Regions from separate parts of the Mus musculus genome. Here region 2 is linked to region 1. Evidence: chromatin contacts called from ENCODE Hi-C data. All regions are on one chromosome and are shown on one strand. The core of a region is the stretch at or near the end of the contact, and the rest is flanking DNA. Distances in the headings are between cores, read along the strand shown. Region 1 has its middle 220 kb from the start of Gm31610. Region 2 overlaps Gm31813 (a long non-coding RNA gene).

Region 1 (5,107 bases), core at 1,546-4,045:
ATTCAACAGTGATTTAATCACTTAGGAAGAGGTTTAAAATGAGGCTAGAGTTTCAGCTTCTAGGAATTCGAATACTTGCATTTAGAACAAAAGGAAAGGAAGGAGGAAGGGAGGAAGGAAGGAAGGAAGAAAGAAAGGAAGGAAGGAAGGAAGGAAGGAAGGAAGGAAGGAAGGAAGGAAGAAAAGAATGCAAAGAATATCAAGATAGTGAAACCAAGAGTCCAGAGGCCACCGTTGGACCTAACCATGACCCTTTGACTTTTGCATGGCTATATTACAGAATTACAAATGATAACCCTGGTACATTCACTCCTATCTTAAAAAAATAAGACTTTAAAAAGTGATTATTTTATGTTCATCTCATAACTTTATGTACTTAAGTAATTCCTGATTGTTGATGAGCAGCATCTCCTTTAACTGTGGTATATTGATTTTCTCCAAACTGAAACATCTGCTCTTGGAGGAAAGTTTGTAAAACATTGCAGAAGAGGGCTGGAAAGATTGTTAAAACCAGAGGACCAGGAAGTTGACTTTGAGATTTTTTCTTCTTGAAGTGGTAGAAAAACATCTCTCAGGACACCAAAACAGGATGGCCACTTTAATAAAATCTGAACAAAGCAGCATCAACAGATAAGCTCACAATTCATACTTGATACATCTCAGTTGAAGAGATTTTTGGATTGTAAGTTGATAATGTGATGGGGGGAGAGTTTAGTAGTCCTGAGCACTGTGAGTAGATTTTAGAATTGAGAGTAATTTAATTTGTTGTGGCTAGAAGAGGAATATGAGATGGGCAGACTCTACTATGGACACCAGTGATCCCCTCTTCCTCAAATTCATATCCTTTCAGGATTCCTTTCTTTTGTGTAAACTGAGCCTATTGCCTCACATCTAACAGATAGAATGTGGCAGATGACAGGGTATCTATTACATTTCTCTTCACTATGGCTAAACATCTGACAAGAAGCAAGTAAAGGAAAGTAAATTTTATTCTGGCTCTTGGATTGAGGTTATAGTCCATCATGGTGGAAGGGCAGAGAATTTGGAATAATAGAAAGCTACAGTAGGAACTATGCTACTATGCCTGTCCATATCTGTATGTATCAAGTAGTGGGAAACAATAGAAAGTGGGGCCAAGCTATGAACATCAAGGACTACCCTCTATAGTTCTACTTACTTCAGGTAATCCCCACCATTCTAGGATTTCAATGCTCCAACAATCATCATTATCTGAGGACTAAGTGTTCTAATATGGTAGTTTTGGGGGGACATTCTTCACCTATCCAGTAACAGATGTTAATTTTGATGCCTGATTACATACATGAGCTTTCTGTCTGTGAGGGAAGTTCTTTCTCAGTACCTCTTGAATGATGTACCCTGAGGGAAGTCATCTGCAAAACCATAAGGCAATGTCAGGCCCATGGGAGAAAGCGTGAAATCTGGTTTTCAGAAGCCTGTTAAAAGCTTTGAGAATAAGCAATAGAGCAAGTCCTTCCCGATCCAATGCTTAAAATAACTGCAGTCCAGCCAAACCTTGATTATAGGTCATGAGGGAACAGGATCTCAAACTACTAAGCTAAGCTGATATAGCCAACTTCCGCTGTTTTCAGCCTTTAAAGGATGAGACAATAATTCATGCAGAAAATGATAAAAAATACATTAGTGCCTCAGAGGAAAAACTATACTATAATATTCCAATTGCTATTATGCAATGTTCTGTGAGGAAACACTTCTCATCTGTTGAGTAAGATGACATTTCCAGTGAGTTCATCATTCCCCCAAAGAGCTTTTTCTTCCAGTTTGTTCTCTTCCATCTCCACTTGCTTCCTGGAGCTTTAGCCTTTCTGTTCTTTTAGTTGCAAAGTGAAACTATCTATCACTGTTGAAAAGGCTGAAGCTATTGCTCAGATGGTAGAGCCATTGCCTAATGGTATAGTTGATCTCCATAACTGCACAAACCAGGCACAGTGGTATCCATTTGCCTTTCTAGCTGGGGAAGAGATGTTAAGATCAGGAGTTCAATGTCATCTTTGACTATATAGTGAGTTTGAGGTTGACCTGGGTTACACATGACCCTGTCTCGGAATGATGAAAGAAAGAAAGAAAGAGAGAGAGAGAGAGAGAGAGAGAGAGAGAGAGAGAGAGAAGAAAGAGGAAAAAGAGAGGAGTGCAGAAGGAAGGGTAGCTAAAAGGAGTGTGGTTTTGTCCTTGTATGACCTTAGAATGATTCAAAGTGATGTCTGTAAGGCCCATGCTAGATTGGTGGGTTCTTATATAGTTTTCTATCCTGCTTTACCTTGTGCCAAGTACTGATCACTGTTGTGTGTGATTACCTTAGACCACTGTAATACCAACTTTAAAGGGGCTTTCCCAGTGTTGCACTTAGTAAGTGGAAGGCTGGAATATTTTATTATTGTGGTGGTGAAGATCTAACCTAGTGCCTCTAGCCAAGTGCTCAGTAACCTCCACTATGGATCTGAAATGTGAGCACAGTCCTGACCGTGAGGACCTAAGCCTTCTCTCCTCTAGTCAAGGATCTTCTCCACAGGAATGGGCTGGAGAATCCAGTGGGCTGCTGCCTGTGCCCTTGAAAAGAGGCAGCTGGAACTGACCTTAAATGCCGTTCCAAATGTGGGCGGGCGGTGCTTGAACTAGCTGTTTGCTTTGATTGTCAAGATCAGGAGCACCTGACCATCACAAAGGAAAAATCAGAGGATTGAGACATTTGGCTGAATGGAATGGAAACTCCTGGGTGATGCCTGTATCTAAGACAACCATGTCAAGGACAGAGGCTGGCCATGTGAGAATCCGTCATGTGCTGGAGCACTTAGGGAATGCCTCACAGATCCTGGGTCATCCTGACACCTGTCACTGACTCAGCTATTTTTAGGAGGTGTTAAGAGTTTAAAATGCAGCAAAATCTCAGATTTTAACAAGGGTTTTGGTTCTATTTTAACAATAAGATAGTCTTTTGTTTTTGTTATTGTTTTGAAACAGTCTGTTCTGAAACTCACAGGCCTCATGATTCAGTATCCTAATTGCTGATTGCTGAAATTAGAGGTAAAATTAGCTCAGTGCCACCAGACTGATCTCTAGTCCTCTCCCAAAGCACTTCATTTAACTTCCATCTCTTTTCTTTTTTGGGGCGGTGGGGTGGGGTGGGAGAAGGGTGCAGGGCTTTTATTGATTATAACTCACTACGTAGCTTAGTCTGGCCATGAACTGGTGGCAATCCTCCTGGCTCAGACTCCTGTGTGCTGGGTTTACAGATTTGCCACCATGCCTGGCAAAAACAACTTTTAAAAAGCTAATTGGCACTAGTATGATTTTGAAGTAGGATTTCAGTTTAACATTTTAACAATATTGTTTTTTATCATTTTTTAATTTTACAATTAATTTCTTCAGAATAAATCCTTTATATTTCTTTCTTTTAAAAGTCTGCATAGTTTCTTATCATAACTTTGGAAAACACATTACATAATTATTAAAATAATTTTTCTCATATACAGGCTATACATTCAGTGAAACTGTGATGAGCAAGTTTATCTTCTTTCACTGTCTGGCATCTGAAGGTTCTTTTCACATAATTTCCAGATTTTTTTCTTCCTCTTATTTTTCATTCTTACATCTGAAATGAACACTATATCTAGTAAGATAGCTCAGAAGATAGACCATGTAAGGATGGCTTTGATCTTTAGCATAATAGTATAAGTTTATAATCTCAGCACTGGCAATATAGAGGCAAACAAAAAGCTTTGGTTTTGCTGGCCAACTAGCCTAGTTGACAAGCTACAGGCAACTGAGAGACCATTGAGAGAAGCAGAGACAGAGGTAGAGAGAGAGACAGGGAGACAGAGAGACAGGGAGACAGGGAGACAGAGAGACAGAGAGAGAGGCAGAGGCTGAAACAGAGACAGAGAAGGAGAACAGAGTTTCAGAGACAATACCAGGAGATTTGTTTTGCTGTTCTGCACAAACATGCTTGAGCACTTGCACAAACAGAAACTTTGCACATGCAAGTGTAAGTGTGCACCCCTACCCACCGCTTACATACACAGGAAGGAAAATTAATTGGGAAGAAAATATGAGCAAGCATATTTTGTTTCTTTTCCAATTGCACTCCTCTCAAGTGCCAATTCTCTTCATTCAAGACACAGGGGAACTGCAGCTGTTTGAGAGTGGGCAGAAGCGGGATGGAATTACACGGACACCACCATATGTGTATTGTGTAGAGTCCCTTGATTATTCAAAAAACTTCTTGAAGCTTCCTAGAAAGAATTATTGTTTCAAAGATTTGTGCCACATTTTCATAATAAAATTATTCAGGAAAAATGCTTTTCTGTAAATATTCTCTATATTCTCACAAACTTCTGAGACTTTGGGGTCAAAAATCAGGGCAAAATTTGTGTTAATTACACACCAACACACATGAGAAATGATTTTATTCATCCACGGGACCCTCAGAACTATTGTGATTCTCTCTGGAAAGTTTCTTTAGTGTACCCCTATGATTTTCTCTCAAATCCTCTTCTACAGACCTGAAAACAGTGCGTGGAAAGCCCACATTTGCTATGGGCATTCTGTTACTGTGATAGAGCAGCCACTGAATTAATTCAGTTGGCATTCAGGTAGGCTCTATGCCCTTCAAGACTTATTTTATTTGTGAATGTAACACCATAAGTGACCCAAATCATATACTATAAACGTCTTGGGTGTAAGTAGAATAGTTTCTGAGAAAGCATGACGACCTGAGTTCAATCCAAACTAGTCATGTCAAAACTAGAGAATGGAGTTGAACACTTGTAATCCTAGCACTGGGGAGGCTGAGACAGGAGTCAATTTAGCCAAATTAGTGAGCTACTTTCAGTGAGAGACCCTACTATAAAAAGCAAGATATATAGAGAGACTGAAGAAGACACTGGGAACCAACCTCTGATGTCCATACACATACACATGTACACATGTTCATCTTTAAAAAACACATTAGCATGCACATGTATACACACACACAGACACACACATACAACTTGTGATAGCACATCTGAATAATTTAAATGTTCAATTATTTTCAAAGTGAAAGTTTGCACACTTCCTATTGAGTGAGATG
Region 2 (5,107 bases), core at 1,335-3,834, 660 kb before region 1:
TTTAATTTTTTTCAGTTTCTGCCTAGGGAGTTGTCTTTTACACTTCCAGTTTCTAGTTCCCTAAGAAGGCTTCTGATTGGATTAAAATATGTCAGCATTAGGATCCTAGGCTAATCCTTTAGGGCAAGGTAGGAGAGTGGGGTGAACTAGGCCCAGTGTGGTCTCCACCCCCTGCACTAAGTGATTCTTTTGGGATCCTCGTGGATTTGGAGCATCAGAAGGGGGTGGAATTTAGGAATCCAAGGGTCTGTACACTGTTTTCAGAAACAGGGACAGGGGCTCTGACCCGACAAGTGCAATGTTCCCAAGAAAGAGTGGCCCATTTTAAAAAAGGGAGACAGAGAGACCTTTGCAAAGTCTAGATGTATGACTCCCCAGTTGCTGAGAGGACAGTGGCTGTCCCAACTTCACTGATGTGGCCACCAAACAGGTTGAGCCCTGAGCCCAAGCTCAGAAGCCTTGAATAGACCCCCTGTCTCCAAAGCACGAGTTTGCTTTCCTTTCTGCACAGGCCCCGCCCTCCCCTTCCAGAGCGAAGACTCTTGTGGCCTTTGCACACACCTGGGGCAGGGGAAGCCGATTTCTGGTCTGGGACAGGGGACAGCCAGGATCCAAGCTGGGTATGCTGGATGTGCGAGAGTGCTAAAAGAAAAGCCAGGGCTCTAGAGACAAGGAGACACCAGCTGGGTGGCACAGGCCCCACCCTAGTTGGTAGCAAAAGTCGGGGGAGGGGAGGTTCTGGGTCTTTCAATGCAAATATTGTTAACCTAGCCTTGAACATGGTCCGAGTACCCGATGGTCAGTTTGCAAGGTGGGAACAGGAGCCCACACTGTGTACCTGTAAGGAAACATGTAAAACATGACCCACAAAATGTCACCAGAGCTGAGGAGCAGTTTCGTAGAGGCTCTCTGAAGAGAGAACTCTACAGGAAAAAGGGACCTGGAGCTTTCCAGATATTGAGGACAGTATCTTGTGCGTGTTGGAGTGTAGGGGGCGGGATGGGGCAAGGCCTTTCCAACCTCCCCTACCTTGGTGACTGCTGCTAGCTTTGTAATCTGCTCTGCCACGTGGTGTGCGCTTGGAGGTAGGTGGTGGTAGCAGTTATATCGGCCAGAGGAATATTTGGCTAAACATAACATTGAAACCCCCCTCTCCCTAGCCCAGGCCCCCTCTTGACTCGGTGAAGGCGATCCTGATGCGGCTGAGATCCATCCAGCCTGGCCAGGCAGCCGCCGCGCCTCCCCTCCCCCGCTGGACTGTGAGCCCATTTTCGCTCGGCTGGTCTCTGCGCCGCCGGATGGATGGCGCCCCACCCCCCCTCTCCTCTGCTCAGTCATTCAGACTTGGAAAGTCAATAACACGCTGACATCATCAGGGGTTTGTGTATTATTACACGGCTACTTTCCAGAATACCTGGCATTATCTAAGAGAGGAGCACTCGATTGCACCAGCAAGGCCCCGAGCGGAGTCTGCAGCCCCGGGGAGGCGCGGCTGCTGCGGCCAGGCCCTTTTTTTCCACAGGGAGTACCTCCAGGGCACCAATTAGGAACAGATGGTGGCTTCTGCTCTAAAAGCAGATGCACTTTAGATATCGATACAGATTCATTTTGGCTTGGGGGATGTACTCAGAAGTCACCCTCAAGTGACCTCCATTTCTTCTGAAAACACACGTGCCCTGACTTTTGGTCCTTAAAGAGCATTTTCAATGATTCTCACACAGGCAAAAAAAAGAAAGGCATGTGCTCTAACCAGAAGCCAAAGCCTGCCTCTTGATGCTTAGGAGTGGGGGTTGGGAGGCGGGTGTTATGCAATCACCATTGCGGGTGATTAGGGCTTTGCTTTGCCTCCAAGGCTGTTTGGTGGTTGAGTTTCTCTTTAAGCTTACTGCAGGGCAAACGCACAGAAAAACATGGCCCAGATTTATGGTGCAAAACTGCTCTCCGAGTAAATTGCCTTAGCATTCTGTTTCGGTTCTGGAGCAGAGAAGAGTAGATGGATTTGGGGTTAATTAAGATCTCTTTATCATAAGTTCCGGGGGTTACTTTGCCTAGAGTGAGGGGTTTATTTATTTATTTAGGTTTCTTTCTTTCTTTTTAAAAGTTTATTCGTTTAAGTAGTTTACTTCTCTCCCCCTTGCTGTGAAGGGTACATGAAAGGAGCTTTGATACTAATTAATTGTATAGATGGCTGCCACTTTGTTTTAGAGAACACATTCACATATTAAAGACAATACATCCAATAACTCACGCAACATGGTGCCTTTTCTGAATAGCCAAACAGGCTATTTATTTACAGACACAGGACTGGTCTCCTTTAAGTTCTCTTCAGTATTTTTAATTGGAAAAAAAATAATGGCAGCCAGCCCTAATTTGGAGAATGACAAGGGGAAGGGCTGGCCCTCCTTCGCCTGATCTCACCCCCCCCCCCCCGCCCCCCCTTGCTCCCGGCAGGGAGCTGCCTGATCTAAAGTCCTTAAGTTTCCCCTGGAGGAAGCAGAGCAGACAGCCTCTCACTAGTAAGGGTTTCTCTTCCTGCAGCCAGTCCTTTCAGAACCTTAGGGCAACTTCCCCCTAAATGCTTTGACAGAGAGCAATCTGAAGCTGCCATTTCTCAAATCCAGCCACAGCTGGGATGCACAAAGCTAGGAGTCAGGGCAAAAAAATCTCCAAGATGGCCCCCTGATAGCCCTCCCTAGAAGTGTCTGAAATGGTGAGACGTGCAGAAAAGTGGAACTTATGGGGTCAGGAAGAAAATGAACCCTCATTTTGGGGCCTAGTTGAAACCTCTAGCCAGCCGAAAGCAAGATTTTTTTTCTTTTTAAAGTTAAAATTTGCTGTGAAAGTTGCTGTCATACAAACAATATTCCTGTGTATGTGTCTGAAGGCCCAACATGTGAAGGTCACAGGGCAACCTCAAGTGTCCTTCTTCACCAGGTGATCCCCAGTTTTTGCTTGAGATGGGGGTTTCTCAGGTTTTTTGTTGTTTTTGTGTATGGGTGTTTCTATGTATGTATGTATGTATGTATGTATGTATGTATGTATGTATGTATGTGCAAGGGTCTATTGTGGTCAGGAGAAGATGTTTGATCGACTGAAGCTGGAGTTTTCAGTGGTTGAAAGCTCCCAGATATAGGTACTAGGGACTCATCTCTGGTCTTCAGCAAATGCAGCAAAGGCACTTGCGTCCTACCTCTAGCTTCTGGTCTGCTCCCTGAAGTAGGCCAGGTTAGATGGCCAGAGGGTCCGCCCACCTGCCTGCTCCTACCTCCCATTTTGCCATCCTGCAGGTTTCATGGTAATGCCTGACTTTCTGTGTAGGTTCTAGGGAATCAAGCTCAGGTCCTCACACTTGTGAGGCAAGTGCTATACTGACCGAGCCCTCTCCCCACCCCAAAGATTCTTTTCACATAGAAATACTTTGCCAAATTAGCAATGAATCATGCTTAAGTCCTAAGCTTACATTATCTTGAGGATGGCTTGATTTTTCTCTACAGAATATTGTTTGGAACGCTTACAAACAAGACTGTTAAAGCTGGTGAGACAGCTCAGTGGGTAGCGACGTGGGGGTGGGGCTTTGCAAGCCTGGAGATCTGAGTTCCATCCCCAGAACCCATGTGGAAGGAGAGAACCAACTCCGGACTTCTTCTTTTACCTATACATGCACAGCCTGGGATGTGAACCTTTATACATATATCGTGGAGATATATGATAATACATTTCTAGAAGTAAAAGATGTTAATTTGGTTTGCAGTGGAAATATCCTTTCTTCTAATATCCCAGTAACTCAGGGTTTATGTTAATCTTATCCATTGTAATCCTGTCATAAGGTGCCCAGGAACCATTCTGGGATCTCATCTAAATTCCTTGAAATAAATAAGATTTATTTAAATCATGCAACCATTTATATATATGTGTGTGTGTGTATATATACATATATATATATATACATACATATATGTGTGTATATATGTGTGTGTACATACATATATATATACATACATACATATATGTGATATATGCACACACATACACACACACACACAATGACATATATATCATATATATGACTATTCTAAGGCAATAATGTAGGCTCTTCTTCGAGGAGCCCATATCCATAAGCAAGCTCTGTTGTATCTTATTCCCCCAACCCCGAAGTGCTTGTCTTTTCTGTTGTTAAAGAATATCCAACTCCATTTCCTATTGGCCCCTCTTGAAATTTTTTTCTGCACGATCTAGTTTTACCTAAGTCTGACTCTCTGAAAGAGTAGGTTAGAACGGAGTCTCCTTTGACTCTGGACAGTGTAGACAGTACATGTATTTCCCCTTTACCTAGCCTTGGACTACTTATTTAGGGGTTTCCCACAGCTTAACAACGAGAAGTTCTGACCTTGTGCCAGGCCTCTTTGGTTTTTCAGGGTGGAGAGTCTCTTAAACCAGGTATGTCTAAACAAAGTCTATGCTAAAGAACCACACAACCAAAAATATAAGTAATCAAATGTAGTCTCCCCTCCCCCAGCCTGAAACCTGCTTGCTCAGGGGTGGAGCTTCCTGCTCATTTGTTCTGTCACGCCCACTGCTGGACCATGCCGCTTTGCTGTTGGTGCCACCACGTGTTCACCCTACTACTGGACCCCGAGATTATTCGGCGGGAATCGGGTCCCCTCCCCCTTCCTTCATAATTGAGTGTTGCAACAGTAACAACTGAGCTTTGATCAGAATGACTGTCTTAGCTACATTTCTTTCTCTCACCACCTAGCCCCTCTTCTCTTCCAGGTTTCCAAAATGCCTTTCCAGACAAAAACCCAGGTTGTGATCCGCTGGCCGGACACAACAATCAAATCAAATCAATCAATCAATCAATCAATCAATCAAAATAAGTTTATGATTTGGTGCTGGGATGCATTCTGTTACCCTCTGCTACATGTGGCCCCTTGAAGTGGGTTGGACATGTCGAATAGCACGGTTATTTGCTAGCTCATCTGATCCCCCTGTCTTTGCTTGAGCCCCTCCTGGCCACAGCTGGATGATAAAAGACTAATTGTTGGACAAGGATGCACTCCATCCATCTGGTTCTGGGTGATGATTTTCTGTACCTGGCAATCACCTT

The links. Hi-C counts contacts between places; a loop is a spot of excess contacts on that map.
Region 2: a map of heart shows a loop between it and region 1 (2.2-fold over the local background). The contact joins two enhancer-like sites. A Hi-C loop is called at or near these places in 2 of 37 maps with a recorded cell type or tissue (Patski and heart).

Annotation. Positions count from the first base shown.
Region 1 is chr3:21,270,064-21,275,170 of GRCm38, reverse strand. No RefSeq gene overlaps it. Among named protein-coding and RNA genes, the nearest start is that of Gm31610, 220 kb to the left of the region's middle. Within about 2 kb of position 2,795, at least 1 of the 3 ENCODE cell types and tissues checked has a DNase peak (open chromatin) inside an H3K27ac peak, as active enhancers do; it is heart, where a contact is called at or near this core.
Region 2 is chr3:21,932,353-21,937,459 of GRCm38, reverse strand. The region is part of intron 3 of Gm31813 (a long non-coding RNA gene); the gene reads left to right. Among named protein-coding and RNA genes, the nearest start is that of Gm31813, 29 kb to the left of the region's middle. Within about 2 kb of position 2,584, at least 1 of the 3 ENCODE cell types and tissues checked has a DNase peak (open chromatin) inside an H3K27ac peak, as active enhancers do; it is heart, where a contact is called at or near this core.